2 separate regions of the Homo sapiens genome follow, and region 2 is linked to region 1. A link is an interaction called in ENCODE POLR2A ChIA-PET data of the cell type or tissue named here. Cell type or tissue: HepG2. All regions are shown on one strand. Each heading gives the region's core, and the rest is flanking DNA. Links, peaks and the distances in the headings are about the cores only. Region 1 overlaps SPATA13 (spermatogenesis associated 13). Region 2 has its middle 87 kb from the start of SPATA13.

Region 1 (15,413 bases), core at 6,671-10,670:
AACTGGGTGGAAAACACAAAGTTCCTAGAAAATAGAGATTGCTATGTTTTTGTTGTCTTCTGGACAAGAGTCTAATCTCCAGGGGAGCATGTCAGGGTCAGCTGTGGCTTCCTGGTTCCTGCCACTGTTGATGAGCTCTCAGCACTGATGCAGGGGTCATTCTAACGGAGGTGCAGAGATAGACATCATGAGCCTCTGGCTTAGGTGCCCAAGAACTGTACTCAGGACAAGCCGATTTCAGGAATTCGACTTGAACACAGATGTGATCACAGTGGTATCAAGAGTAGATATTTTAAAGGTGCTATCCCCGTTTCTCTATTAAACCTCAGTTAGGCTTTTAGTTGTCTCAGATAGAGGTGTAAGACTTTAATTTCATTTCATTTTTAATTTTAAAAGGTCAGCGTTTTTGTTGAAACTAGATTGCTGCACTTAAAAGTATGGGGTAAGGGAATTAAGAGATGAAAAGACAGCTCTTGCCAAGGTTATTTGATGAAATAAAAGGAGGCCACCAGAGGAGGTGAGAGGACAGCACTGTTCTGGTCTCTGCTTTCAGTTCTGCGTGTTAAGTGAGATCATGTGGTATTTGTCTCTCTGTGCCTGGCTCATTTCACTCAGCATAATATCCTCCAGCTTTATCAGTGTTGCTGCAAATGACAGGACATCCTTTTCATGACTGAATAGTACTCCGTTGTGTGTGTATACACCACATTTTCTTTATCCATTCATCCATTCAGGGACACTTAGGTCAATTGCGTATCTTGGCTACTGTGAATAGTGCTGCCATGAACAAGGGGGTGTAGACGTCTTTTTGAGGTGTTGATTTCGTTTTTTTGGATATATACCCAGTATTGGGATTGCTGTATCATATGGTAGTTCTATATTTAGTTTTCTGAGGCGCCTCCATGCTGTTTTCCACAGGGGCTGTACTAATTCACAATCCTGCCAGTAGTGTGTGAGGGTCTCCTTTCTTGCACATCCTTACCACCGCTTGTAACCTCTGGTCTTTTTGATAATAACCATCCTAACAGGTGTGAGGTGGTATCTCACTGTGAGTTTGATTTGCATTTCCCTGAGAATTTTGATGTTGAGCACCTTTTTCATATATCTCTTGGCCATTTGTGTGTCTTCTTTGAAAAAATGTTCAGTTCCTTTGTACATTTTGTGATTGAGTTATTTGTTTATTGAGGGCTTTGTTTGTTTTTGCTAATGAGTTGTTTGAGATCCTCATCTATTATGGGTATTAGTCCTTTACTTGTTATATGACTTGCACATGTTTTCTCCTATTCCATGGGTTACCTTATTTTGTTGTTTCTTTTGCTATGAAAAGCCTTTTAGCTTGATACAGTCTCGTGTCTATTTTTGCTTTTGTTGCCTACGCTTTTAGTGTTATATCCAAGAACTTATTGCCAAGACCAGTGTCAAGGAGCTTTTCTCATATGTTTTGTTCTACGGTTTTTATGGTTCCAGGTCTTAAGTTTAAGTCTTTAATTCATTCTGAGTTGATTTTTGGAGTAGGAGGCCAATTTTATTATTTTGCATGTGGATATTCAGTTTTCCCAGTACCATTTATTAAGAGACTATCCTTTCCCCATTCTTGGTGCCTTTGTTGAAGTTAAGTTGACCGTGTATGCATGGGTTTATTTCTGGGCTTCATATTCTATTCTGTTGGTCTATGTGTCTGTTTTTATACCAGTAATATGTGGTTTTGATTACCATAAGTTTGTAATATAGTTTGAAATCAGGTAGTGTGATGTCTCCAGCTTTATTCTTTTTTTTCAAGATTGCTTTGTCCGTCTGGAATCTTTTATGGTTCTATATGAATTTTAGGGTTTTTTTTTTTTTTGTATTTCATTGGAATTTCAATAGCCATGGCATTGAATCTGTAGATGACTTTCAGTAGTATGGACATTTTAATGATATTCTCCTAATTCATGTTTATAGGATATCTTTCCATTTATTTGTGTCTTCTTCAGTTTCTTTCATCAATGTTTTATAGGTTTCAGTGTACAGATCTTTCACCTCCTTGATTAAAGTTATTCCTAAGTATTTTATTCTTTTCGATGCTTTTGCAAATTTGATTGTTTTCTTGATTTCTTTTCAGATAGTACATTGTTAGTGTCTAGAAATGCAACTGAAGAAAATAAATTCAACTGATTTTTCCATGTTGATATTTATCCTGCAATTTTACTGAATTTGTTTATTAGTTCTAACAGTTTTATGGTAGTCTTTAGGGTTTTCTGTATATTAGATAACATCATTTTCAAACAGACTATTTAACTTCTTCCTTTCTGATTCGGTTGCCTTTCTTTCTTTCTCTTGCCCATTTGCTCTTTCTAGGACTTCCAGGATTATGTTGAATGGAAGTGGTGAGAGTGGACATCCTTATCTTATTTCTGATGCTAGAGGAAAAGCTTTCAGGTTTGCACTATTGGGTATGATATTAGCTGTGGACTTGTCATATATGGTCTTACTATGTTGAAGAACATTCCTGTATGCCATATTTGTTGAGAGTTTTTATCATGAAAGACTGTTGAATTTTGTCAAAGGCTTTTTCTGTATCTGTTGAGATAGTCCTATGATTTTTAGCCTTGATTTTGTTGAGGATTTTTATTTATTTAGTAAATATTGTGTATTTATTTAGTAAGGTGCATCTCCGTTGGACCCAGCCTGATGGTGGGAATCACCTGTCTCTCCCCTCTCTCCATGTTGTCCAGCTGGTCAGCAGGCCATGTTGACTCTCTCCCCATCACCTCTCCCCAGCCCACGGCCAGGATTATCTCATCCGGTGGCACTGACGATGATGGCCTCTGCTGCCAGAACTTCTGCTGCCGGCTCCCATGACCTTTAGAGTAAACCCCAATCAAAGGCCTAGGCTCCCCCACCCTGTCCCTGCCTGTCGTCCTCCAGCTGGGGTCTCTGTCTTAAGCTCCCTGCACCCCAACATCCGTCCTTTCTCTGGCATTAGAGCATCCGTGTGTCGGCTGAAGGAGGCCACTTCAGGCTTCATAACAACACCAGTGCTCCCCACGTGGCTGGAGCTCTCTGATGGCTGAACCTCATCAGCTGTTCGCCATTCCCCTACTAGTGTGTCTACCCCAGTTCCACTCAGACACGAGGGACCAAGGAAATATTTACTGAATGAATGAATGAATCAAGTCTCATAGGAAGTTCTTTCTTGTTCAGAGATGAAGGAGGCCAGGTGCGGTGGCTCTTGCCTGTAGTCCCAGTACTTTGGGAGGCCAAGGAGGGAGGATTGCTTGAGGCCAGGAGTTCAGGGCTGTGGGGAGCTGTGATTGGGCCACTCCAGCCCGCACCAGGCTGCACTCCAACCTGGGTGACAGAGTGAGACCCTGTTTAAGAAAAAAAAAAAAAAAAAGGTCGAGGGAAACAAACCACAGGTACCTCATTTAAATGGAGGACATCAGTGTTCCTTTCTAAGCTATGTTCACTCAGATGATGACAGTCGTAGGTAGCTTTGCCTGCGTTCCTTGCTTCATGTGGTCCTGAAGTGCTTATGTAACCACCCCAGGGGCAACTGAGGCATTGGTTATTGCCAAACCACCTGACTCTGTTGCATCAGGATACTTGGCCTAAGAAGAACTATTGGGACTTAGAGAGTTGATTCCATATCGTTAAAGTTCTGACATTCTAATCGGAAAAGAAATGAACCAGCAGACTTTGACAGGTTTTGTGGGGAGGAGAGGAGAGGGAAAGGGTGAAGCCAGCATTGATTTTTAAATTAAGTTTAAACACAGTTAAGTGGGTCACACTGAAACACATGCCTGCGCAGTCACTTTGCCAGATATTGAAAAAAAGAAAGGCTGGCTTTGTTTGGTGGATAGGCAGGCTCAGCCTCCTGAATCTTGCTTACTTCATAGGTAAGGGCTCTTGCTGAGCCACTTGTGTTATTGACCCCTGAAGTTGCTGCCGTTGGGAGAAACCACAGTAAACAACAGTCAAACAAAACCAGCTCACCATGTGGTAGATGTACCATGAGGATAGGCATGTGGCCGGTGGTTTAGAGGAGCTGACCTTGGAGCGGGTCTGACCTTAGGTGCAATAGCACATCGCAGCAGAGGAAGTTACAGTGATGACACCTGTGTGCTGCCCTGCTTGGGTCGGCCCGTCTCCACAGCACCAAGGACAGACTCCTGCACGGAGAAGTTGGAGGAGGAAGATGGTCAGGAGGCTGAAGTGACTGCTTGTATTAAGGAACATTGTGGGGGTGAGAGGGTGATGAGAGCAGCTCAGAGATGATGATCATAGGGAGGAGAGTCACAGGATGCCAGAGACACAGTACCCACTTCGGAACACTGCAAAGGGTCTTTTTTTGTTTGTTTTTGTTTTGAGATGGAGTCTGGCTCTGAAACCCAGGCTGGAGTGCAGTGGCATAATCTTGGCTCACTGTAACCTCCACCTCCTGGGTTCAAGCAATTCTTTTGCCTCAGCCTCACGAGTAGCTGGGACTACAGGTGTGGGCCACCATGCCCGGCTAATTTTTATATTTTTAGTAGAGACAGGGTTTCGCCATATTGGCCAGGCTGCTCTCAAACTCCCGACCTCATGATCCATCTGCCTCGGCCTCCCAAAGTGCTGGGATTAGAGATGTGAGCCACCATGCCCGGCCAGGGTCTTTCTTATCCTAGAAAGAGGACAACACCCTTCTCCCTGTCCTTTTTCTCATTCTGCTACCATTCAAGCTTCTAAGTCAAAGATCCAGTTCATCTTTTCATAGAAGTATGACTTCATTTATTTTAGTATATTACTAATGAACAACTTTAATATAGCGATCCTATTAATATTTTTAACATAATTTGTTTACATTATAAATTAAGTGGGAAGGGGAAGATGATACGAGAATCTTATAGGAAAAAATGTGTCTTCAAGTCTGAACAAGTGACTTAAAAATTGATATTTAGAATACTACTTGTTCAACAGTTTACAGAACATTTTACCTTCTGGTATTTATTATCTGAGTCAGGGTTGAAGGAATCTGAAGGCATGTATGATCCATACTCATGGAGAAAAGATACAGCTAATTTTGAAATGAAATAATGGCATTTTATATATGTTTGGTTTCAGAGGCATCCTTTGGGAAAAGCGATCACCTTCTCCAGATCCGCATTCAGGTGATCTTTGCCAATCTCTGACTGAGCCTGGTGGCACATCACTTCTATCTGGCCTTGACCTTTGAGGCAGCAGGATGACTGCAGGGAGTAGGCAGTGCTTCCATCTGTGAATCACAAAGCAGATCAACCCCAAAGCAGCCACCTGCACATGTGGTACATCTTCTGCACCTCCATAGACACTTTTACCTAAGGCCAGATGCATGTACAATAAACTTAAATCCATTGACTTTTCAACAGATTGCTTCACGTCTTTGGATCTGGAAATTTTGACCCAGAATACCATTCCCTATTAGCAATGACCTATAACTATCAACTTTACATGTTACCAAGAAAGGTGTCACGCCATGAGAATAATTAATATTTTGATGAGAATTTTCTCTTTACAATGCATGTGCTTCTCTAAAAGTAAAAGAAACTGCTCTAAAAGAAATTTTAGGATCCCATGGAGAAAGCTGGGTTCAGGGATGTTGTGTGACTAGCACAGGTCACATAACAAAGCAATTCAAAGCAAAGAACCCTGACCCCAAATTCTTAGCCTCAGCTGCTGCCCTTCCTCCCCTTCACCTGTCCCTCAGTCTTGCTGAGAGGGATGCTCCCTGGTGTTGTCCAGTCATCACTGGGTTCCCTGCATCTGTGTTGTCAGCAGCACATCTGTTTCCCTCCTTAGTTGCATGGGGACTCTCACTTCCCATTTGCTTCTGCCTTGTAAAGGGTAACATAACCTTGTCTCATCTTGCATCTCCGCTTTCCTTTTTGAGATTCAACATATTTAAGTATTAGTGATTCTTTAGTTTTCCTAGCAACTAAACTCAGCTGGTTTTGAACTTCTCGCAAAAGTCAGAATATAGTACTTGCTTTCATTTCAGTCCCCACTGAGCATCTGACATATTTAAAACATTATTAAGCTGTGTCAAAGGAGCCATGTCCCTGGGATATTATACCAGAGTATTCCTGAATTCTGTGTGTTGGTTATGTTCGAGCACAGCGTCTCCCTGAGGACGCGCTGGCAATGAGAACCTCCACCTCTAACAAAGTCTCACAGATCGCCTCTGAGAGATGGGGTGTGTGCTCCAGGGACCCCTGTTCAGGAGGAGTAGCTGGTCACCTCTGGCTTGGTTCATTGGTGGCATCATGTCACATGACTGTCGTGCATGTCCTAAATGAGGAGATGTGTGCCAAGAGGCAGGGAGGGCTTGCAAGAAAACAATATGCAAATCTCAGTTCAATTAGAAGACAGTTTAAATTAGAAGCAGAAGGCATTTCAGCAACTGCTTTAATGTGTAAAACTAATTTGAGAGGATGAGACACTTGATTGCACAGCACAGGGAAAGGGCCTCTTCTGGGCCTCTGTCCTCAACAGTGGCAAAATGGTCTGTGGGGACATCCCCTACCTTAAGACCTGATAGGCTGCTGGGTGGAAGCTGAGTTGAAAATTAATCTCATTTCCTCAGAATGCAAAGCTATAAATTGGGGCTCTGCCTGGAAACACATTTTATGCAAAGACAAAAAAATTGAACACTAAAATAAATGCAGCAAAAATAAAATGCAACACACATATATGCTCTTACACACAGTTATTAAGTATGTCTAATTAAGCTGTGGATGTAAAAGCTACATCATTCCCTTTAGGGGTATTCTGTGCTGACTGCACTGTTGGGTGACTTAGCCTGTGAACTCAGTGAACACAGCTCCAGATTTGGGCCAGTCTGCCTCTGCCAAGCAGAGACATTGTTTTTGCTCCAGTGACCATCACAGTGCCTTCAGGATTAGGGCCATCCATCTGGAAAATTTTCATTGCCCTGAATGGTAAATGTGGGGGAGGTGCAGTCTTGTGGTGACATCAGTTTTGGCATGGGTTGCAGGCATGAGGTAGTCCTAACCGGGAACTTCATTGTTACTGCTGCAATCTTGTTTACCACCAGAAAGGTGGTGGACAGGCCATGGCTGTAGGAAGTCAAGACGCAGGGCAGTCTTCAGGGCTGAGGGCTGTGACTGGCAACAGCTCCCCTGGAGCCTTCCAAGGTTGCTGTGAGATTGGAGGAAGAGGAGCTCAGAGGCTGTCACTGTGCAGAGGTTGGGGACGCAGGCAGGGAGGGGCATTATGGAGGATGCCAGCATCTTTCGCACAAGCTCAGACCTACCTGCCCTTTCATCTCTCACTACACCAGCCTGACCTGCAACTTTAGACACAGAAGGAAGATTTTCCTTTGTGGTCTAAGACCTGCCTTTGCAAATCCTTGTTTTCTGCACCCCATCACCCCAGAGGATTGACAAAGCAAATATGAATCCCTATTGGGGAAACACCATTCTCACCCACAGGAATGTGTTTTAGCCCAGTAACCCCCATAAGGCAAGCCAAGACAATCACACGCTTGTATGAAATTGACACCTTTCCAAAAGATACGCTTATTCTAGTTGCATTTGTCCATATACTTTCAATTCACAAACATTGAACTTCAGTGATTGAATACTTAAGTGACGCCAGAGCTACAGATGCTCTTTTGAAGCATCTTACCTACTCCTTACACAGAGAGACCCTGAAGGTACCAGATCAAAGGGTAAGGGGGCTTCTTTCTTTTACTAAGGTATGTATATTGGGGCTAGGAAGAGGAAGGACGGTGTCTGGCATTAGGCCTGGGGAATAACTTCATCTCTGAAATTAGGACCTTGGATGCTTTCTCTTTATGAATGTTGTAAATTATGGCTGGGCATGGTGGCTCATGCCTGTAATCCCAATACTTTGGGAGGCCAAGGTGGGAGGACGATTTGAGGTCAGGAGTTTGAGACCAACCTGGCCAACATAGTGAAACCCTGTCTCTACTAAAAATACAAAAATTAGTGGGGCATAGTGGCATGTGCCTGCAATCTCAGATACTTGGGAGGCTGAGGTGGGAGGATCACTTGAGTGTGGGAGGCGAGGTTGCAGTGTGCTGAAATTGTGCCACTGTGTACTCCAGCCTGGATGACAGAGCAAGACTCTGTCTCAAAACAAAACAAACAAACAAAAACAAAAACAAAAAAAAGGAAATGATAAATTTCAGTGGTTTTAACTGGCCATGGTATGTACCTGTTATCCCAGCTACTTGGAGGATGAGGTGAGAGGATCACTTGAGTCTAAGAATTTGAGGCCACCCCGGGCAACATAGCAAGATTGAGTCTCTTAAAACTTTTTTCCAGTAATTTCAGAAAAACTATTCTGAAACTAATTGGTAGCACATTCATGGTTTTCAGCACTCTCTCTCTTTTTATTACAATTCTTCTTCCTAATAGCATCAGTGGCCACAGTTGCTGCTAGACATCCTACAAAGCACAGGTCTGCTCCCACAACAAAGAACCATCTGGCCCAGATGTTGGGGTATCAGACCTGAGATGTGCAAAGCCAGCAGCCCCTTCAGCCAGTCATTCAACAGACACATGCTGAGAACACAGTGAAATAAGACAAGGCTTCTGCCTATAGAGAACTTTCCATGCTCCTCAGAGAGGTTAGTGGAGAAGGCAGACAAGGAAAGCAGAATGACCGGGCAGTGTGGGAAACATTAGAGAACTGTTTCTAGGTATTTCAAACAGAGAATCTAATACAGGGGTTATTTTTATACAGCTGAGAAACAGAAGACAGTGCAATAGCAGGAAGTTGCTACCAGCCCCTGGGCTGGAGTGGTAAACAAGAGGGCGTGTTGCTTGAGCTGGGAGTTGGTGCTGCCCACAGGACCTCGGACCTGGGAGGGAGGAGCTTCCCAGCAGGGCTGGAGCCACAGAGACACCACAGCTGCTGCACGTGCCCACAAAATACTGTGGCAACTCCCTTCCCCCAACCCTCAAGTCACCTCCCACCACCACTGCCCACTGCCAAACCTGGACAGAAGCCATTTGTCAGGAATCTGGGAATTGTGGTTCCCAAAACAGAGAGATAACAATGGCTGGAGAAAGAGCCTGAGAGCAGACAAAACTCGCAAAGGCATGGTGGTGTGAGGATCATGACAAATAGCTCAGCCCTGCTGGAGGGAAAGGCGTCCTGTATTAGGCACAGGACATTCAACATCTCCTCAAAGTCCACAGGCAGCCAGTGACCCTGGTTCAGTGACACACCCATCTGCAGTGTGGAATGGACTCTGGCAGCAGAGTGAAGGATGGGTGGGCAGTGAGCCAGACCATGGTCATCCAGGTGGAAGGTAATGCAGGCTGGGAATGAGGCACCAGCCACCATGCCGACAAAGGGCTGGTGGGCATGCAGTAGAGTCGCTTAGACCTGGTGTAATCTGTAGGGAAGGAAGAGGGTCTAGCATGACCCCCAGGTTCTGGCCAGGAGGTAGCAGTGCTGGGGTGGACCCTCTGATTTCCACCCTGCTGGGCTGTCACTACAGCAATGGTAGTAAGCTACTCAGCCTCACTGGGCCCTAGCATCCTCACTGGCATGAATAGGGGTCACATGTTCCCTAGGGCAACATTCTGTGCAGCTGTGATTTAAGGGTCTGCACTCACTCCTTCAGCATTTTGGATTTCAATATGTTTTCTTTCAGTGTCACTTTGTTATCATGTAAATCAAGCTTCTCTAACCAGTGGGCCGCAGGCTGCATGTGGCCCAGGGAAGCTTTGAATGTGGCCCAACACAAATTCGTAAACTTTGGTAAAACATTATGAGGGGTTTTTTTTTTTGCGATTTTTTTTTTAATCTCATCAGCAGTTGTGTTAGTGTGTTTTATGTGTGGCCCAAGACAATTCTTTCAATGTGACCCAGGAAAGCCAGAAGGTTAGACACTCCTGATGTACATGATGAGTATATTACAAAAACCTTCCTGCTTTTTTGTACATTTAATCTGTTCTATATTCCTGAATTTCAAATTTAAGTTTTTATTTAAAAATTACTGGTCAGAAGCTTTTTTGTTTGTTTGTTTCATTTTTTTGTTTGTTTGTTTTTGGTGCAAATTCTCATTATCACCAAAAAAAAAAAAAAAAAAGTTTCATTCTAAAGTTCATACACCCTAGAATCCAGCTTGTAGACAGTGGATTTCACAATATTCCTATCTGAAATTCTTTCTTAGTTCTGTTCTCTTCCTATCTCTGGCAGAGTTCCCACAATTTATAAGACTTGCTACAAAACCACTAATTGAATTGCAACCCTTGGTTAGTTAATTGAGGTCAAATTATTAGTTCTAAATAATGCAACTTGGTATGTTACTCAGAAATTCCAGGAAAAGGCTTTTTTTCCATAATTTTCAGTTTCATTCTTAGCAGCACACAACAATCACGTTGTTCAGCTCAGGAACAAAATACTAAGTCACTGGTCGTTTAAAAAGCATATTGTCCCAATTAGAAACCCCAATTTTTTGCATGTGTTTTATGAAATCTGAATCCTAGAAATTAAGTTCTGAGTGTTAGAAAATTTCAACTTCTTCACTCTATAAAAACATAGTGGGTTGTAACAACTTCTTACCTTGGTACGGATTAGACAAGGCAGGATAACTGATACGACTTCACATCGAAGTTAAATCTAAGTGTGCAAAGCACAGCATTCTTACCCTCAGAGAGTGCACAGTCTTGTTTGAAGGCAGCCATATAAAGCTATCATTATAATCCATTTTGGTAAAAACAATTTGATGAGATGCCTGAAGGCCTGTGGAAGCACAGAGTAAGGGATTTCATTCATTGCAGGGGGCTCAGGAAGGAATTCCTGGGGAAGGAGACACCTGCAGTTCGTCTCAAAGAATGATGAGGTATTAGATTAAGGATGTGTAGGCTTTTCTAAACCCACTTTCACCTTAATTTTACTAATTTATCGCACTGAGCTTTCCTTCCAATGATACTGTTCTACTTACTGTAGAGTGATCAGTTACCCCATTTGCAAGGAACTTTGCTGGTTTCAACCCTGAAAGTCCCATATCCTGAGATACCCTTCATTCCTGGGTCAGTCAGACACCTGGTCCCCCAAATGTACTGCCTCCCAGTTGTACTGTGTGTCGTTGACTGTTGCTTTGCTCTTGCCAGTTTCTTATCTAGAATGAGCGATTACCTTATCATTGCCTTGAATTCCTCATGGGACCCGCACAGACGCTTGTACCCAGTAGATGCTCATGAAGTGGGTATATGCATAAATGTTGGTACCTCTTCCTCTGTAGACAGCACTGAAATACAGATCACTGAAATGACTGACTCAAGAGCCATATGACAGCACCAAGGTTAGGCCGATTCCCATGTCTTGGGCCCTTGTTTCCTTCTTGGTTATAAAAGGTCTTATAGTGCCCTCTGGTGGTGTCAGGAAGCTGTCTAATCCCCTGAATTACAAGGCAGAAATCATGCCTTCTCTTCTGTATTCAGTGCGAGTCATAAGAAGACCATTACTACTAATGTCAGTGCCTGTGAACTGGACTTGACCTTTTGATTAAACAATCTCATTCATTTCATGATTCTGAGATGCTGAAACAATGAAATTCCCTATCCCTTCTAGAGCACATGAGGTTGGATAGGTGATATCAAATGTTGAACTTACTTTGCAACTGGTTACAGGCTTCATATCCAGTCTCATCGCAGAGATGATTCAAGCCTCTGCTTATGTGGCTCATCCAAATGTAACCCCCAGCTCCTCTGGCCCCCTAATTCCTCCATTAGAACATTAAACTGCAGAGGGCGTGTGGTAGCCCATCAGTCTTCTGATGAATGGAATTGGCTGATGGTCTAAGTCATCGTAGCCTCCCTTGTCCCGGGTGGAATCAACTCTTTGACCCTTTACCTATGGCTGTCTGTGGGAATCCCTTCTCACTGGAAATGATGTAGGGGCAAATAAAAATAGAACCCATCAAGAACATGGGGCGTAGGAGCAGAAGAGAGATGTTTCTGTTTGCATGGGGTCAGATTCTGCACTTGATAGGGATACGCTAAATTGGGATCTGATCTCAAGATCTTTAAAAAATGTCCTCCTCTTGTTCCTCTCTTGCCTTTGGCCTCTGTGGCCTTGGAGGTAATGGCATTGACTGATGTCTAAAGATTTTTGGGATTTATTTACAGTCAGGGTCGTGAGGCCCAGGAATTGGAGTCAGATGCCTGGGGTACAGATGCCCATTGTGCTTCTCTGTTCATTAGTTTACTGCAGTGGAGAAGAGTGTGGGCTTTGTGGGGACAGCTGCAGGACTCCCAGGCAAATGACCTAACCTGCCTGAGTATCCATCTGGTTGTCTGAAAAATGCAAGTCATTCTGTGACCTCTTAGGTTTCTGTGTGTACTCAGTGACGTTATGTTTTCCAAGACCTTAGGGCAGAGGCCTGACATATAGTAAGTACTTAAAAGTTGGTAGTCTTTTATGGTTATTATCATAATCTATCATTCATTCATCCAGTAACTATTTATTGAGAACGGGGGGCTGAGACATGTAGGCTATCACTTGAAGGCTAAGCAGGTCTTGGCCTGATGGGAAAGGTTAAGGGGGAGCAGGATTTTCATTTTTCAGGGGAGGGCCATGGACCCAGGTGTGGGGTTGAAGGGTTTGGACACAGATGTGCATGATGGGGAAAGCATGGACAAGATCTGAGGGGAAGGGATGGACACAGGTGTGTGGGGAAGGCATGGACACAGGTGTGTGGGAAAGTATGTATACAGGTGTGTGCAGTAAAGATATGGATACAGGTATTGGGGGAAGGTGTGGAAGTGGATGTGTGGGATGGGCATGGGTGCAGTAGTGTGTGGTTGTCAGGGCACGTGGGAAGAGGAAAAAGATGCCGAATTTGTTTAATTTGAATTCTTACCTCTGAATTTTTTTTTTTTTTTTTTTTGAGACGGAGTCTCACTCACTCTGTCGCCCAGTTTGGAGTGCAGTGGCGCAATCTTGGCTCACTGCAACTTCTGTCTCCCAGGTTCAAGCGATTCTCCTGCTTCAGCCTCCCGAGTAGCTAGGATTATAGGTGCACATCACCACGCCTGGCTAATTTTTGAATTTTTAGTAGAGATGAGGTTTCATGATATTGGCCAGGCTGGTCTCGAACGTCTGACCTCAGGTGATCCACGTGCCTCGGACTCCCAAAGTGTTAGGATTACAGGCGTGAGCCACTGCACCCAACCCTGAATTTCTAATATACTTCAGCAGCATCCTCACTTCTCTCTGCTGTATGGCCAGTTGGAAAAAGACCCCCACCAATGTGTTTCCTTCTCAGAGGCTGCCCTGGCATGTCCTTGCTGAGTCCTTCCCGCCTGTGTCTAGGTGGCCCTGTGAGGCTCTCAGTTAGTGTTTGGGCGTCTCAGCCCTCCTGGACAGGAGGCAGCTGCCAGCATGTGGGGCTCCATCTCTGCTCCTCATGCTTATTCCTGCGTGTGCCAGCACTTGGTTTGAGTATTCGGTATGTTGGATTCAACACAGGCTGCCATTTTAATGTCATGCTTTTGAAATCGTTGTGAGGTTTTCTTTTGGTATTTCCTAATTATTTTTTTTTCCATTTCAAATAAGAAGAAAAGATAGTGTTGAATGATACCTAGATATTTTCATTCCAGCGGTTTTTTTCCTAGTCTCACCTACACAGGTTCCAGTGAGCTCAGGAGTTTACCTTCATGTCCGTGGCACAGCCCATAATTACCCTTCTCTGTCCAGGGATGTATATTTGCATCTTTCCTTCAACTTATGAAGTGAATGGAGGGGAAATGTACAGTTTTAATTGAGTTTGAAGTAGCTTTCATCTGACCAGCCCTGTGCTGGAGCGTGCCTCTTCTTCTGTGAGCAGAGGGGCTACTGCGTGGGAAATGGCTAAACCGCCTGCTTTGTCTTTCACTGCAGCCCGTGGCCACCCAGGAGCCCGATGTGCAAGGCAGGTGTGAGTGCCAGGACGGCATTCCTGGAGATGAAGGCCTGGAGCTGCGGTCTGCGGACTCGGCAGTGCCCGTGGCCATGACCCAGGCTGCCGTGCGGCCCTGGGCACCCTGCCTGGAGAACATGACCACTGCCCCAAACGGCCTCGGGCCAGGCCCCGCAGCCCCCTGTGCAGGCTCGGACCTGAAAGACGCCAAGATGGTGACCTCCCTTGCGTGTGGAAATGGAGTCTGTGGCTGCAGCCCTGGTGGCGACACGGACACCCAGGAAGCCAAACTCAGCCCAGCCAAGCTTGTGCGCCTCTTTTCCACCAGTCGGAAGAGGACGGGTGCCCACCCCGAGCGGCCCCACTCCATGGTCCTGGTGGGGAACTCCTCCACATGGAACACCCTCGCCTCCTTCCGGAAAATGGGATCCTTTAAGAAACTGAAGTCCTCAGTCCTGAAAGGAATTCAGAGCCGAGAGGGGTCAAATGCCTGTTCAAAGGGAGAGGCTTCGGAGCATGGCCTGGGAAAGTCCATCCCAAATGGCGCTGTCCCAGGAGCCCAGGCAAGCAGGGGCTCCCCCTTAGCACCGGGACCAGCATGTGGTGCCCTCAGGCCAGCAGAGTGGGGCACATTGGATGGCTCCGACCTCGAGGACACGGACGATGCCTTCCAGCGGAGCACACACCGCTCCCGCAGCCTCCGCAGAGCCTACGGCCTGGGCCGCATCTGCCTGCTGGATGCGCCCCAGAACCATGCGACACCCACGATAGCCACTGGCCAGGTGCCCGCCGTGTGTGAGATTCTCGTGAGGGACCCTGAAAACAACAGCATGGGCTACAGGAGGAGCAAGAGCACGGACAATCTTGCCTTTCTGAAGAAGAGCTCCTTTAAGCGGAAGTCCACCTCCAATCTTGCAGACCTCAGGACGGCCCATGACGCACGGGTACCACAGAGGACCCTGAGCAGTTCCTCCACTGACTCCCAAAAGCTTGGGTCAGGAAGGACCAAACGCTGGAGGAGCCCGATAAGGGCCAAGGACTTTGACAGAGTCTTCAAACTTGTGAGCAATGTGACTGAGGCTGCCTGGAGGAGGGAGAGTCCTAGGAGTGGGGCCCCATCCCCTGGAGAGGCCAGCCTGAGACTTCAGGCACACAGCCGGCTGCATGACGACTACTCCCGCCGCGTCTCCAGGAGCACTGAGCAGGACAGCAGGCGGGGCGGGGCGGTCATGCATGGGACCACTGCAACCTGCACCGTGGCCCCCGGTTTCGGCTCAGCCACCTCTAAGGGGCCCCACCTAGACGCTGACACTGCCGTATTTCCTCTTGAAACCAAAAGTTCCTGGGCGGTGGAAAGCGACAGTTCCTGCACTTGCAGCTCTTTGCCAAGCCCGATTGTCCAGGATGTGTTGAGCAAAGACTCCTGTGACCCAAACGCTGGCAGCCAGTTGACATTTGACCCTGAGCAGCCTCCCACCCCTCTAAGGCCCACCACACCCAAGCCCCAGAGCCC
Region 2 (15,413 bases), core at 7,677-11,676, 140 kb before region 1:
TCACCCCAAAATGCCAAGCCCCACCAGAGGATGGTGGCTTAAGCAGGGTTCATTCCTTTCCAGATATGCCCCACCTGAATTTCACACATACCTCATTTCACCTGACCCTCATCACAATTCTTTGAAACAAGCATTTTTTCTCCCAGTTTGCAGATGGGGAAACTGAGACTCAGAGTTTAAAGGATTTGCCCAAAGTCATACGGCCCGGAGGTGAGACTCCCAGAGCTTGCACCTTCTTTTCCCAGCTTCAAGCCTAGGACTCTTGCCATGGTAGACCAGCTGCCAAACAGGCCACCATTTTACCACCCTGGGACAAACCTGTCTTTGAGCTGTGCATCAAAGCAGAGGCATTTCTCAAAGGCGGGAGTGCCTCACCCATGGAGGGGACAGCAGGTGCTCACTGTGCTCACAATGGCTCCTTTCATGCCAGCCCCTGCCTTCATGGGCCAGGAGGGGTCTGTTTTCACCCCTCAGGCCCCCCACCTTCATTCCCCTCCTCACTCTTTCAAACAAGACTCTGCTGCTTGGCACACACCATGGCTTAAAAACAGGGAGCAGGCTCAGGTTGACAATGCCAACTGCACAGTCAACCTTCAAACTCCAGCAGGCATCCGCCCTCTGTGGCAGCCAGATTCAGAGACTCCGGCCAGATCTGGCAGACTGGTAGACAGCCATAGAACTGCAACCTAGGGAGGGGCAAACCAAACCAAGCAGAGGCCTGGGGTTGCCATTTGCAAGATAATAGCTAAAGCAGCTTCTGTTAACCTCACAGTTTTAGAGCCCAGTGCCTTTCTCTTGTGCCATCCTCAGTATACCCAGTTCAGAGCTAAACTGGAAGCAGATGAAGTTGGTTGCATTTCTTTCTGTTCCCTCTTGGCTAGGATCCAGCACCCTCTAGCTCCATGCTGCCCCACACCCCACCAAGCTGCATAGACTTCTCAGCCCAGGCACTGCTGCCTGCCCAATCTTTACACTTCAGTCTCAGTCTTCACACTTTCCCCATCCCTGATTGGAACTCCACTCAGTTATGACTTCCATGAATAAACACCAGAATCCAGATAGCAAATAGCTGGAAATCCTACTAATCCCATGTCCCTGCCTCTTGTTCTATGCTTCCTGAGCTATATGTATGTACCCTTTGTAAGTCAAGGATCATAATTAGGTCAAATAGGGATTTAGTCATTAAACTTAAGAGCATCAAAACTGGGTGTCTTCATAAAAAGCAAGACATAAAGAACTACTTTTCCATCAAATACCAAGCCCACGTTTTTGTATACATCAAAAATACAAGTAGATTCAAGAAAGTTATATAAGTAAATTCACAGTGATAGAGCTGTAATAAATATCAAATTTAAAATCCATTGAGATGGAAAATTGAAACTAATATTTCTTTTGAAGTTAACAGCGTGGAAGGCTCTATGCTGTGTCACCTCAGGAACAGAATCTTGGGGTAGAAAAAGCTGCTGATTTGACCTAATATGCATGATTTCTTTTTGTTTTGTTTTGTTTTTGAGATGGAGTCTCACTCTGTCGCCTAGGCTGGAGTGCAGTGACATGATCTCGGGTCACTGCAACCTCTGCCTCCCAGGATCAAGTGATTCTCCTGCCTCAGCCTCCCAAATAGCTGGGACTACAGGTGCCTGCCATCACATCTGGCTATTTTTGTATTTTTAGTAGACATGGGGTTTCACCATGTTGGCAAGGTTGGTCTCGAACTCCTGACCTCAGGTGATCTGCATGCCTTGGCCTCCCAAAGTGCTAGGATTATAGTTGTTTTGTTTTTAATTAAAATTGTTTTTTATCTTTTATTTTAAGTTCAGGGGTACATGTGTATGTTCATTAGATAGGTAAACTTGTATCATGGGGGTTTGTTGTACAGATTATTTCATCACCCAAGCATTAAGCCAAGTGGCCATTAGTTACTTTGCCTGATCCTCTTTGCCTCTCACCCTCCACTCTCCAATAGGCCCCAGGGTGTTTTGTTCTCCTCTATGTGTCCATGAGTTCTCCTGATTTAGCTCCCCCTTATAAGTGAGAACATGTGGTATTTGGTTTTCTGTTCCTGCTAGTTTGCTAAGGATAATGACCTCCCTACAGAAGACATGATCTTGTTCTTTTTTGTGGTTGCATAGTATTCCATGGTATATATGTACCATACTTTTTTTATCCAATCTGTCTAGGTTGATTCCATGTCTTTGCTATTGTTAATTAGTGCTGTGCTGAACATACACGTGCTTGTGTCTTTATAATAGAACAATTTATATTCCTTTGGGTATGTGCCCAGTAATGAAATTGCTTTGTCAAATGATATTTCTGTCATTAGGTCTTTGAAGAATCACCACACTGTCTTACACAGTGGTTGAACTAATTTACGCTTTCACTGACAGTGTATAAGCATCCCTTTTTCTCCACAACCTGTTATTTCCACCAGCATCTGTTATTTTTGGACTATTTTGACTTGCATTCTTATGCAGTGAGAGCCTTAGTAATAGCCATTCTGACTGGCATGAGATGGTATCTCATGGTGGTTTTGACTTGCATTTCTCTAATGATCAGTGGTATTGAGCTCTTTTTCATATGTTTGTTGGCCGCATGTATGTCTTCTTTTGAACAGTGTCTGTTCATGTCCTTTTCCCACTTTTTAATGAAGTTTTTTCTTGTAAATGTGTTTAAGTTCCTTATAGATGCTGGATATTAGACCTTTGTTGGATGCATATTTGTGAATATTTTCTCCCATTCCGTAGGTTGTTTGTTCACTCTGTTGATAGTTTATTTTTCTGTGCAGAAGCTGTTTTGGTTACTGTAGCCCTGTAGTATATTCTTGCGTAGTATAGTCAGGTAGCGTATACCTCCACTTTTCTTCTTTTTGCTTAGGATTGCCTTGGCTGTTTGGGCTCTTTTTTGATTTCATATGAATTTTAAAATATTTTTTTCTAGTTCCATGAAAAATCTCAATGGTAGTTCAATAGGAATAGCATTAAATCTATAAATTGCTTTGAGCAGTATGGCCATTTTTACAATGTTGATTCTTCCCATCCATGAGCATGGAATGTTTTTCATTTGTTTGTGTCATCTCTGATTTATTTGAGTAGTGGTTTGTAGTTCTCCTTGTAAAGATCTTTCACCTCCCTGGTTAGCTGTATTTCTAGGTATTTTGTTCTCTTTTTGCCAATTGTGAATGGGAATTCATTCGTAATTTGGCTCTTGGCTTCACTGTTTTGGTATGTAAAAATGCTAGTGATTTCTGCACATTGATTTTGCATCCTGAGACATTGTTGAAGTTGTTTATCAGGTTAAGAAGCTTTTGGTCTGAGATTGGGTTTCCTAGATATAGGATCATGTGTCTACAAACAGCGATAATTTGCCATCCTCTCTCCCTATGTGGATGCCCTTTATTTATTTATCTTGCCCGATTGCCCTGGCCAGGACTTAACTTTGTTTTTATTTTTCTTAATTTTACATTCCAGGGGTGCATGCCTAACATGCATTATTTTTGTTTGAACACGTACAGCATTTATCCTGCCAACAACTGTTCTTTGTTTGATCATTTATTCTGTTATTCATGTAATATTACCAGTTCAATAATTCTATCATTTGTACATAATCTAAGACCAAATGGCACTGACCGTTGTGACAGTGAGAAAGTTGGGAAATGGCAGGATTGAGGGCTTGACCCCAAAAGGTGACCAACACTGCAAATCTCAGAGGCCAAAGGAAGGTCCCCAATGTGAGTTCACTCTGGGAGGGCATTCCTATCTGAGATGTGGGAGTGCGGTAGAGGGGTCTCTGGCAAGTAACTCATTGGATAGAGGTAAGGCTAGGCAGCATGGACATTTGAGGAACATCTTCTCAGCTCCAAGAACATAGTTTAGCTTGGACGGTGTTTCACATACTGACTGCTTGCTTGGAGTACAGAGTTCAGGAGCAGGGGCAGATTGTGGACTAAAACGGTTCCAGTGTCAGAGTAGAGCAGTTAGACTTCATCTTGCAGGTGACAGAAAACCCATCCAAATTGGTTTGCACGGTAAACATGATGGGTCTGCTTGGGCAACAGAAATGTCCGAGGAAATTAGCCCTGATGCGTGGCTGACCAGGGCTGCAGCATTTCTCTGGGATTCTCCTTGCCTCCTCTGCCGCCCCCCTACCATATGCTCACTTCCCTCAGGGTAGGGATGGCCCCCCAATTGAAAGGAAGAGAGAGAGGAGATATCTCTTTCCAGAAGTCCATGTACTTGGCGTCTCTGGTGTGTTTTGGTCGTGGTTTGGGTTGTGTCTACTCTGAGCCAATAGAACTTTACTGATTGATTAGCTTCGGCCTTACTTTGGGACTATGTGTTTATTGTGATGATTAAATTTATGTGTCAACTTGACTGGGCCACAGGGTGCTGATATTTGGTTGAACATTATTCTGTGTGTTTCTGTCAGAATGATTTTGGATGAGATTAACATTTAAATCAGTAGACTGAGTGAAGTCAACTTTCCTCCCTAATTTGGGTGGGTCTCTTCCAATCAGTTAAAGGCCTCAATAGAACGGAAGGCTGACCCTCCCCCAAGTAATGAAGAATTCCCCCTCCCTGACTGTCTTCAAACTGGCACGTCTGGTTTTTTTCTGCCTTCCGACTCAAACCAAAATAGCAGCTCTTCCTGGATCTCAGAACTGCCGGCCTTCAGACTGGAACTATGTCCTCAGCTCTCCCAGGTTTCCAGGCTGCCAACTCGTGCTGCAGATCTTAGGACGTGCTGACCTCCACAATTGTAGGCGTCAGGTCCTTCCCTTTATGTATATGTCTACGTCTGTGTTAATGTCTATATCTGTGTATATATTCTGTTGGTTTTGTTTCCCTGGAGAACCATGATGAATGCACTCATGGTTCAGGGAGGACTTTAGTATGACCAGAGGAACTAGGGATGCGTAGAAAACTAGTGCTTAAGCCCAGTCATAAACTGCTTGAATGATGAGATATGATTCCTTTGTAGAGGAGACAGCTGCATCTCAGTGGAGTCACCTGAGCCCTAGGACTCATAGTAGACACATTGGAATGGAGGGCAGCAAGACCAAAGGGTGGGAAGCCAGACATTGTCTGAAGTGATCCAGAAGCTAGTTGGAGCTTAGCCTGCTATGCTGAACTTCAGGAAACTGTGTTTAAGTGGAATAATAACATCACCACCACCACCATTATTGGTGCAAGGCATTAGAGTGAACCTTTATCTGCATTGTTGTCTTTAACTCTCATAACAACTCTGTGAAGTGGGTCTGATTGTAATTTACAGATGAGAAGGCCAAGGCTTAGAAATAAAGTACCTCACCCTGTATCCTCAATCGCTTCTGTCTGGTGGAACTAGGGAAAACCAGCACGCAGAGATGTGACCTCTGGTCTGACTCAGCCCTCTGTAGTATGGAGCTTGTTCCTTTGGTGTCTGACCGTACATACAAACAGGCACACCCTGCATTGAATCACATCAGATTTAATGTTCCTTGCTGGCATTGTTGTTGATAAACATTTTTCATTGTATTCTAAGTAAGGGCATTTAGTGAGGAGGAGGCTCTTGGCATTGTCACTCACTTTGCTGTTTTTCTGGATGCCTGGAAGCTCTGTTTTTATGTTAAGCAAAGTTTTAACTTTGTAAGACTTTAAGGAATTTTTGAGCAAGATGATTCTCCCCGTGTGCACTTTAAAACAGCTGACTCGAGTGCTCTAACAGCTAGAGCTCTTAAGAATTTGTGGCTGGTTATGGCAAGGTATTGGTGGTGGTGTTGGCATAAAGATGTAACATGTGCTTGCTGTATTAATAATTCAATCCATATGCCGTCTTCTCATTTTTGTAGAAGATAAAAGAAGTGCACATGTCCAATCAAGAATATTAAGGAAGAGTGAATTGGAGAAAGTACAAAATTGAACACACAAGTACATGAGAGAAAAGCTGTTCTCTCTCAAAGGCTAAATGTGTTCTTAGAATGTAAAATGGCTTGTAACTAACCCTAGACATACAGAACAAACAATGTAGAATCAATGCTGAAAATTAATTTTTAAAAGCCCTCAAGTCATTGCCAAAACTGTTGTCTCTCTTTAAGTACCGTACAGCAGAAGAGAAACTGTCTTTAAAATCTTTCTACCTGGATAAACTCAATGGACTTTGCAGAAAGATAAATGGGAAATCAAGCATTTGTATGAACTGGGAATATAGATGATTAATGTTCGCATTGAGCCTGAGGCAGGTGGATCTTCACAGTATGTGCTCGTGGCAGGGCTGGACATGGGCCATCCTGTTCTATCAGGGCTTCTGATGCACCTACTTCACTTTAGAGATGAGCCTCCTGACACGGTTGTTTAGACTCACTGCCTCTCCAGCCCCTCCTGCTCACACACAGCTCAGTCCCCAGAATCCTGGCTTCCATTCCCATGATTTCATTGAATCTGCCTTCTGGATTTCATTGAATCTGCCTTCTGGGCCATCACCAGTGACCTGCTTGCCAAACCAGAGATGATTTTCCTCTTCAATCTCATCACTTCTGTGCACCTACGATGCCCTTGGAGCCTCTCCTCCCTCGGCATCGCTTTTTCCTGGTTCCTCTGAGTTGCAATGGCTCCTCCTCAGTGTCTACTGTTGGCTCCTTTTTTTTTTTTTTTTTTACATCCCCTTAAGTGTAGTCTAAGTTGAATCCTTGGTCATCTCATCCAAAACTAAACCTAATGCACAGATGACTCCAGCCCATATGTGAAAACCAGGTAAACTCGCAAACTCTATATGTGGGGTTCCTTTAGCATTTTAAGCTGAACCTGTCCAACATTGATCCCGTAGATCTTGTCTCTATGAATTTATAGATTTTCATAGGGATCACCGATATTTTGATAATGTCCAGTTTTTTTAATCCAAGGCAATGGTGAGTTATTTGACCATTTTCTGGATAACGTCATGATCATTAGGTTGAAGTGTAGAAGATTGTATGTTGGTGTTGGAAGGCCAAGTGGGGGACTGTAGTGGACATTTGTCAAGGTTTCAGCTGCTCTGTACTGTTCACCTTGCAATTTAAAAAAAATTTCTAGGTTTGTGAATCCCACTACCCCAAGATAGAACTGAGAAAACTCACCATGCCAGCCTCTTCATCAACTAGGGCCCAGGCAAGTGGCTTATGCGCCATCAGTCAGACTCACCTGCATGTAATTTTGTTACTTGTTTTCTATTTGATACAATATAAATATCTGTCTATACCTATCTGTCATATGTTAGAAATTTGAAGGAGGAAGTTCCACATGGAATTCATTTTTGCCTGTGACAGTGGCAGCTGAGGCATGCAGTTCTTGGGAGTGGCAGTCTGTCCTCACACACAGGTGACATTGGTGCCGGTGGCCATAGCAGCTACTGCCACATTTGAGTAAGTGGACTTTAGGCCAGTCCTTAAAGCTTTTAGGACTTAGTGAGGTCAATGGCATGGTTTTCTCATCAGGCCTTTACTGCAGCATGATTTTGGGTCTTTCCTGGAAGTTTGGCCTTGAGCCTAGTTCTCAAGCCATCTAATATCTTTTAAATAAACTTCTCTCCTGCTAGTTTCTGTTGCTTGCAACAAGAACCTTGACTAACACCTCAGGGAGATGTGGGAGGGAGAAATAGTCTGAAACACCATGAATATTCAGGAAGGCTGTGAACTGAGCACCTCTGGTGTGCCAGTTACGTAGACCAAGACATAAATGGAAATTCTTGGAGATGTGCAGCCTTGCACACCACAATAAACTTTGCTGCTGTACAGCTGCTACTCCCTGTCTCTACCCTGATTCTTATTTCACATTGTAATTTACACTTAGCACTTCTTAAAAATTTGTGGTAAGATGCACATACATTTTCGATCTTAATTATTTTTAAGCATACAGTTTAGTAATGTTAAGTGCATTCACATTTGTACATCCAATCTTCAGGACATCTTGAAGATCTGAAACTGTCTTCATTAAACCACTATTGTCTATGCCCGTTTCTCCCCAGCCCCTGGCAACCATCCTTCTACTTCCTGTCTCTATGAATTTGCCTACTCTAGGTACCTCATATAAGTGGAATCACACAGTATTTGTCCTTTTGTAACAGGTTTATTTAACTCAAGATTCATCCACGTGGTAGCATGTGCTAGGATTTCCTTCCTTTTTTAAGGCTGAATAATATTCTGTTGTATGAATAGACCACATTTTTTTTTTACCATTCATCCATTGATGGACACTTGGGTTGCTTCCACCTTTTGGCTATTGTGAATAGTATGGCTATGAACCTGGGTGTATATGCTTAGCACATTTAATTGTACTCATGATGACTGTCCCTTATGCAGCACTTACTATGTATCAGGCACTGCTCTAACACACATTAACTCCTTAAATCTTGCACCAATCCTGTGAGTTAGGAGTTATTATTATCTAAATTTTACCAATGAGGAGTAAAGTGATTAAAAAAAAAACCCTTGTAGGAATTAGGGAACTTGCTCAAATAACTGAATCCTGGTGGCCATTGAAAGAAAAACTTCAGACAATTGGATTTAGCAGAGTTTAATTGAGCAGAGGAAGATTCTTGAATTGGGCAGCACAACCTCCTGTTAGCCAGCCAGAATAGGTTTGGAGCAACTCCATGCTGCCACGTGGTCAGAGAGGATTTCTAGACAGAAAAAGGAAGGAGACATACAGGAAAGGGAAGTAAGGCACAGACACAGCTAGGCTGGGTGCAGTTTGGCATTTGCCTTATTTGAACAGTTGGCTGCCTGTGATTGGCGAAACTCTGTGATTGATGCAAAGTAAGTTACAGTCTGTTTACACCTGCAGTTTGGTTATGTTTTCCTCTGTATGGAAAAACCCTTAGGCCAAGGTTAGAATATGTGAGGAGGCACCTTTAGGCCATACTTAACTGAACATGGTAGACCCAGGTCCTGTGCCCCAGTCCTGCTCTGCTAGAGGCCTTTCTTGACCACCCAGTTACTCTTCATCACAGCACTATTTTAAATCTGTATGTAGCTACTATTACTCTCTAACATTTTAGTATTAATTTAGTTTTTCTTCATAGTTAATCTCCCACTAAAATATCAGTTCTATGAAAGCACAGACCTCATGCTTATTTTACATAATTATATCTCCAGAGCCTGGATCTCGGTTTGGCAAATAGTAGTCACTCAGTAAATATTTGTTGGCTGAAATAATGAATAAGCCTGGGCAACAGAAAGTCTTGTAATAATAAAAGTAAAAATAAAACAAATGTTAATAAAGGGGAAAAATCTTTTCATTAAGCCAAGGGTTTAAATAAACTCAAGACTTAATTAGAATTGCTAAAATGTCCTATTTTTTTCAAATGACCCCATGACATTTTGATACCAGCTAGCTGGGTTTGCTGATGAGATTAGTCATAATGCTGGCACTGTTTCTACTTCACAGAACTGGAAAAGTTATGACAACGTTGCTTATCCCGCTTTTTAAAAGTTAAGTATTTAGTTCAAAGAAACATGACTGTTGTCTGTAATTTCAGCTGGAGGTAAAATGAGTGACAGTTTTTCACCTTGACCTCCAATTCTGGAGTGCAAAAAAAGTGGACGGGAAGCACTGTTCTTTCTGCCGCTGGTCTTGCAGCAGCCTGTGGGTGGAAAGGAGAGCTGGGCCTGAAAGCATTTGCCGCCACGCTGTCTCCCTTTATTGATGTCTCTCTCCTGGGAGAAGAGAGATTTCTATAGAAGAAATAATTTCTGCAGAAGAATTAGGACCAAAAATAGTCTAGAATGGGGGAAAAAACTAAATCTAGCAAATCATGCGGTGGAAACACCTTCTGTTTCCATTGATATCTTAAGAATGTGCTGCCCAAACTAAGCTGACCATTTTGTTTTCCTCTCACACGGAAACACGTTTCCCCACTTGTAAAACAGAGAAAAGAGGACTTTGAAATTCATTAAGGTAATAAGCACCACTGATGTGCATTCTTGACTGAGAAGTTCTTAGAAATTCTTGAGGAAAACAACAGAAACAGCAGTGTACATGCTTTTATCATTTAAGAACTGCCACAGGTGCAGTTCTTAAAAGTTGATTATTAACTATGCAGCCTGAACTCCTGGGAAATGAGTGGTTTATCTTTGTGTGCCAGGTTATAGCCCCGTGCCTGGCAGACTCTCCGTCCCTGAGTGACAGACTAAGGGATGATGAAATAAATCAATGGGAAAGCACATCTGCAACTGGGCAAGGACGAGGGGAACAGACAATGAAAACAGCTGTCCCAAAGGATGGCCAAGTGCCTGGATTTGTTTTTGATGTTTTGCTTCTCAATTGTTGTTTTGATATTATTTGTGCCAAAAGTGAAACAAAGCTCCTCGTTAACTGAGAAGAGTGAATATGAACGAAGCAGCAGACCCCGGGACAGGAAACCAGGCCACTGAGGGTCTTGTGGCTCTGGTGACCCGGGGTCTGGGGTGGTGCTGTGGGGGATGCAAAATGCAGAAACGAAGACAATGGGGACACAGGGAGGTGCAAGGACAGGGAAGGAAGGAAGGATCCGCTCACAAGAAGAGAAAACACCTAGAGACAAAAGAGAGTCACTCTTATGTAAAAGGAAGTTACCCCCAGAAAAGCAGGTGGAAGTCAAGCAGAAGGCAGTCCCAGGGGGCGTGTTCCAGCAAGGTCCTCTTACATGCAGGGTGGACAGGAGTCCCCTAGTCCTCTTGGATTCACGGCCAGATGGGCTGACACAGTCATTGCAGCAGATCGGCTCTTCAACCTCGCCTTATTCCTAAGACAGGCTTTCCAGGGGGATACGGCAAAGTCCTTCCCTTTGATTCATATGTTGTTGAGGGGACCCTGGGTTTCTTAACGAGCCAGTTTTCATTATTATTATTTTTGTTAAAATACGATCTCTGGTGGCTTAGAAGAAAATAAAAGAATGTCTGGGAAGGGCACCACACATCACAGTTGAACTTAATAGCAAATAGCTGTTTCTACCATGCAGGCCATGCCTTAGGGTTCCATTCCATAAGTTATCTGGAACATGGAACAAATTTTCCTACGAGAAATAGCCCCAGTCCTGGCGACAGAGCGAGACTCCATGTCAAAAAAAAAAAAAAAAAAAAAAAAGAGCCCAGTCCACAAGAGCTGGTTTAATTCACAGTAGAGGTTAACTATAGTTACAGGAGCCATGTTCTCTGAACCCAAAATTGGGATCCATGAGTTGACAAGTACATGTGATCATACTGGAACGAAAGAACAGATATAGTACACACGGACATAAAGATGGAAATAATAGATGCTCAGGAATCCAAAATGGGGGAAGAAGGGAGTGGGTGAGGGAAGAAAAATTTCCTATCAGGTACAATCACCATTTGGAGAATGGACACTGGAAGCCCAGTCCCCACCAGTACACAAGATACCCCGTAACAAACATGCACAGGGATCTGCTGGATCTAAAATAAAATTTAAAAAAAAAAGACAAAACAGAATATGGAATTTGGATTCATATTGGAAGATTCAGGTCACAGTGTATTATAGAGCGGCACACACTATGCTGTAGGCCCCAGGACCGTGTATAATCCATACTTCTACAGGAAAATGCATGCCCATCTCCAATATTAGGTGCAGGTTACATTCCTCCTCTTGCTGTCCAACCCCATGGCTTGAAACCTCGGGAGGTGGTCCCACTGCTGTTGTGAGAACTGGTCTGCTCTGGGGCCCACAACTCTTTGTTCCCTTGGTTGGTCCCACATCCTTCTCTCTTGCAGGCCCTGTCCCACCCCAGGCTTGATCTCAGCCTTGATCTGAGGACCTTCAAGGCTTGGCCTGCGATTGTCAGCTTCTTGCTCACCCCACACTAACTTTGCAAACCGGTCCCAGCGTCCATGAGTTTTCATGGAGTTTCCCAGTCCCACCACTTGATGCCTGCTCTCCTCCTGCACGTGTGTCAGAGCTCTGCACAGCTGCCTGCCTGCCACCTGCTCGCCCCCACAGCAGTGCCAGCCTAGCTCACCTGCAAATACCAAAGACCTTCAGCCAAGAGACTTGGTGCTGCCCACCCTCATACCAAGCAGGATCAAGAGAGGCAAAACTTTGGAGCCAGACACGCCTCTGTTTGAGTTCTGACCCAACCATTTACTAGTTTTCCTGTGTTTGAAATGGGCATGATAGTAGTTTTGATATTTTTGGTGTTTGCCAAATACCATGGTAAGGGCTTTACAGATGGTAGCTCATTGAAGACTCACAGTAACAGTCTGAAGTATATGCTGTTACTGTCTCATTTACAAATGAGAAAACAGGCCTGGGGCACTTCACTAATTAAGACATACTTTTAGTGACTAGTGGAGCCAAGTTTCTGACATAATGTGACTTTAAGTATGCTCACTTAACCTCTAGAAATAATGTGAGTGAGGGTCCCAGCATGGTGCTGACAGCAGCAGGCCTGGGCAGTTGTTATTTGTTGTTACTCTCAGTCTAGATCTCCATTTCCCAGTAGGTGTGTTTAGGAAGCAGTTGTCGCCCTAGTCCATAAAGTCATACTCTTAAGTGCATAACTCTGCTGTCAATAGCCCATCAGTGTACATTCACCTTCCCATTCCATGCCAAGGCTGTTATCCCAGTTGTGTGATGGGGTTCAGCCCTGGCTTGCTCATTCATTTATTCATTCATCCCCCCATTCAGTCAATGACTAAATAGACATCCTGTATCCTCATTTACCATGCTGGGTACTGTGGACCCAACAGTTTGGGAGATGGGCACAGCTTCTTGGTAATTACCATTCAGTGGAAAAACAGACAACTGTATCATCACCCAATATATGAAATTCCAACTGGGAATTGTTCTAAAGGAAGATGTAGGGCACAGTTCACCGGATTTGGCCTAACCAGAAAATTGGAGAGGGCTTCTTGGAGGAGGTGGTACTGATCTGATAACGGAGGATGAGTAGGAGGCAGTGGCAGAAGGGAAGAGGGGGAGCAGTTCGGGGGAGGGCAGCGGGTGCCTAGGCCCTGAGGCATGTGGGAACACGGGATGTAGATGGCCCACATGGCTGCAGGAGAGACTTTGGGTGTGAAGTAGAACTGGAGATGTAAACAGGATCCAGCCATCCAGGGCCTTGTCCGCTACGGTGCAGTTTTATTGGTAAACCAAGAACACTGGGAAACTGTTGAATGAGGTGAAACAGAGCTGAGGGGGTGACATGATCCACGCTACTCTGAAAAGATCACCCTGGTTTCTTGCTGCAGAATGGATTGCAGAGAAGTCAGAGATGGAGCAGAGCAGAGGACTCCCGGTCTGGGCTTTTCCATTTGAAAGACTCTGGCTGAACTTTCCCTGCTACCTGGTTGCAGATTGCTTTCAGAGTCTTGTCTAGAAGTTTCAGCTGATGATCCCGACCTGAGACTAGGCAGGATGGGCAAATGCTAGTAATACAGGGGGGTCCTGACGGCTTGAGGGAGAGACTTTTCCTGCCAAGTATGGGGTCCAGTTCTTTCCTGGGCTCTACTTTATTTTCTTTCTTTCTTCTTTTTTATCTAAAATCTCCCTTGGCACAGTGCTAGTGTGCAATTATATATCATTAGTTACAGCCTCCTGCCTACATTAGGTCTCTGGACTCATCTTATAGAATTGCAATTTTGTACTTTCTGATTACATCTCCCCATTTCGCCTCTCACCTTTTGGGCCTTACTTGACTCTCCCGTGAGGATGGGGATACTCATACACTGTCTACAGTAAGTCACAAAGTCAACCCGTGTCCCAACCAGCATATCTGAAGATGCTGACTTTCAAGTTAAGGTCTAACAGCATTTCTTGCTTAGGAATTGATTTGTAGTTTTAAACTCCAGTGCCTCAAAATGGAAATGAAACCAAAATTAGAAGGAATTTTATATTAAAATATTCAACATCACCCAGCTGGAGAAGTGAGAAAGTGAACTGTGAATTATGAAGAAATTACTTCTTGGGTCTTTTATCTAAAACAGGCAAATCTAAATCTCAAAGCCTTTTAACCCCAGTGTTCTTCTTTGCCATAAAAGGATTCTTCTCCTTCACATGACCGTATGTCAAAACAGCAGCGCCTAGAATCAAATTCCTGAAACACACCCCAGTAAGGTTTACTGCTGTAAACAAATGGCTCAGGACATCACAGCAAGTGGGAACATTCCCTGCTATGGAATGAATGGGCTGTGAAGAGAATAAGCAGGAACCAACGACTTACTAGAAATGAGAACAAAAGCTTTGGCGGCTTGGGCCCAAGTCACCTTGACACCATCACATGCATCATCACTCAAAATGAATAAAACACTCAAAAGCTACAATCTTGCCACATAAATACAGAATTGGTGGGAAGGGAGGATGGGGATCACTGCGCACACACAGCAGGTGGGAAGTCAAGCCAGTCAGGCTGGACTCTGGGACCCATTAGTGTGGACAGGCCGCACACCACCTAAGAAGGTAACTTCCCCTTAAATTTACAGGTAGATCTGAGATTTCATCGGTGGCCTTGATGTCACAGAGTATCAGTGACACTGTATGACATATTGTACACCTCAGCCTGTAGGTAACAGTGTAGGGCACAGACTCATCTTCTGTGCCCTATGGCATGTGGAACGTCCATCGCACATGTTAATGTTGTGCATTACTGTATGCCTCGTGGGCTGTTCTTTAATCATTTTGTTTCTTGGAGTCTTATCTTCCTCCAAAGAGTTAGGCAACTCTCTTGACATTTGGGAAACCACTTCCAGTGCACCTGTCTTCTGTCCCCTCACCTCCTGGAAACACACGTACCTCCTAATAAGTTCCCAATGCTCCCTTTTGTCATTCCGAGGGTTCTGTCATCCTCTGGTAAGGAAAGGAGGAAAATACCTGCATGAATATCAACAAGTTTTGTTCTATTCATTCATCTAAGCATTTATTTCCTGTCTATTATATGCTTGGTGCTGTGGATGTAAAGATGAGTGAACACATAGTGTTACTGTCAAAGACCTCCATTTTGTCCTTGCTGTTGGCCTAATTGATGCAATAATTTGACTCCTTTCAGGTAGATCTGTCCAAGTCATGCATGAGAGACCACCACTTTTTTGGTTTTTGGAGGGGACAAAAAGTGAAGAGTTGAGTTAATCATACAAAGTTCACCGGTAATCTATATGAGGCCCTTCTCTTATTTTATTTTATTTTATTATCTTTTTTTCCCACTTCTTTATACTCCCCACTGTCATTCACTCTTCTCCTCCCAGCCTAAGCACTTATGTCCTTGGATATGTATGCATCTGTGAAATATAGTGTTGTAGCATGTCTGTAAGTATCATAAACTCACATCAATAGTATGAGGCTGTAGGTCTCATTCTATTTCTTACTAAAAAAAAAAGCTGGCCCAGTGTGATGACTCATGCATGTAATCGCAGCACTTTGGGAGGTCAAGGCAGAAGGATTGCTTGAGCGCAGGAGTTCAAGGCTGTAGTGAGCTAT

Evidence for each region. ChIA-PET counts read pairs that join two places held together with the same protein. Peaks named below come from ENCODE experiments on the same cell type or tissue, not always from the same donor. Only the 100,000 strongest peaks of a DNase experiment are listed, where the experiment ranks them.
Region 2: POLR2A ChIA-PET joins it to region 1 with 8 read pairs; 3 of 35 experiments call an interaction of 5 or more read pairs at or near these places.

The regions. Positions count from the first base shown.
Region 1 is chr13:24,208,938-24,224,350 of GRCh38, forward strand. It overlaps SPATA13 (spermatogenesis associated 13), which reads left to right. Exons shown (of 13, transcript NM_001166271.3): 2 at 13,882-15,413. The coding sequence starts at 13,993. Among named protein-coding and RNA genes, the nearest start is that of SPATA13-AS1, 38 kb to the right of the region's middle. RefSeq lists enhancers at 8,609-8,888, 12,154-12,448, 14,322-15,178, 14,883-14,992, 15,193-15,262. In HepG2, for the core only: no CTCF peak of the experiment used is centred there; DNase peaks (open chromatin) are centred at 8,844 and 9,194.
Region 2 is chr13:24,066,212-24,081,624 of GRCh38, forward strand. It overlaps a transcript of SPATA13 not described here. Among named protein-coding and RNA genes, the nearest start is that of SPATA13, 87 kb to the right of the region's middle. In HepG2, for the core only: no CTCF peak of the experiment used is centred there; a DNase peak (open chromatin) is centred at 10,110; H3K4me3 peaks cover 1,339 bases; H3K27me3 peaks cover 183 bases.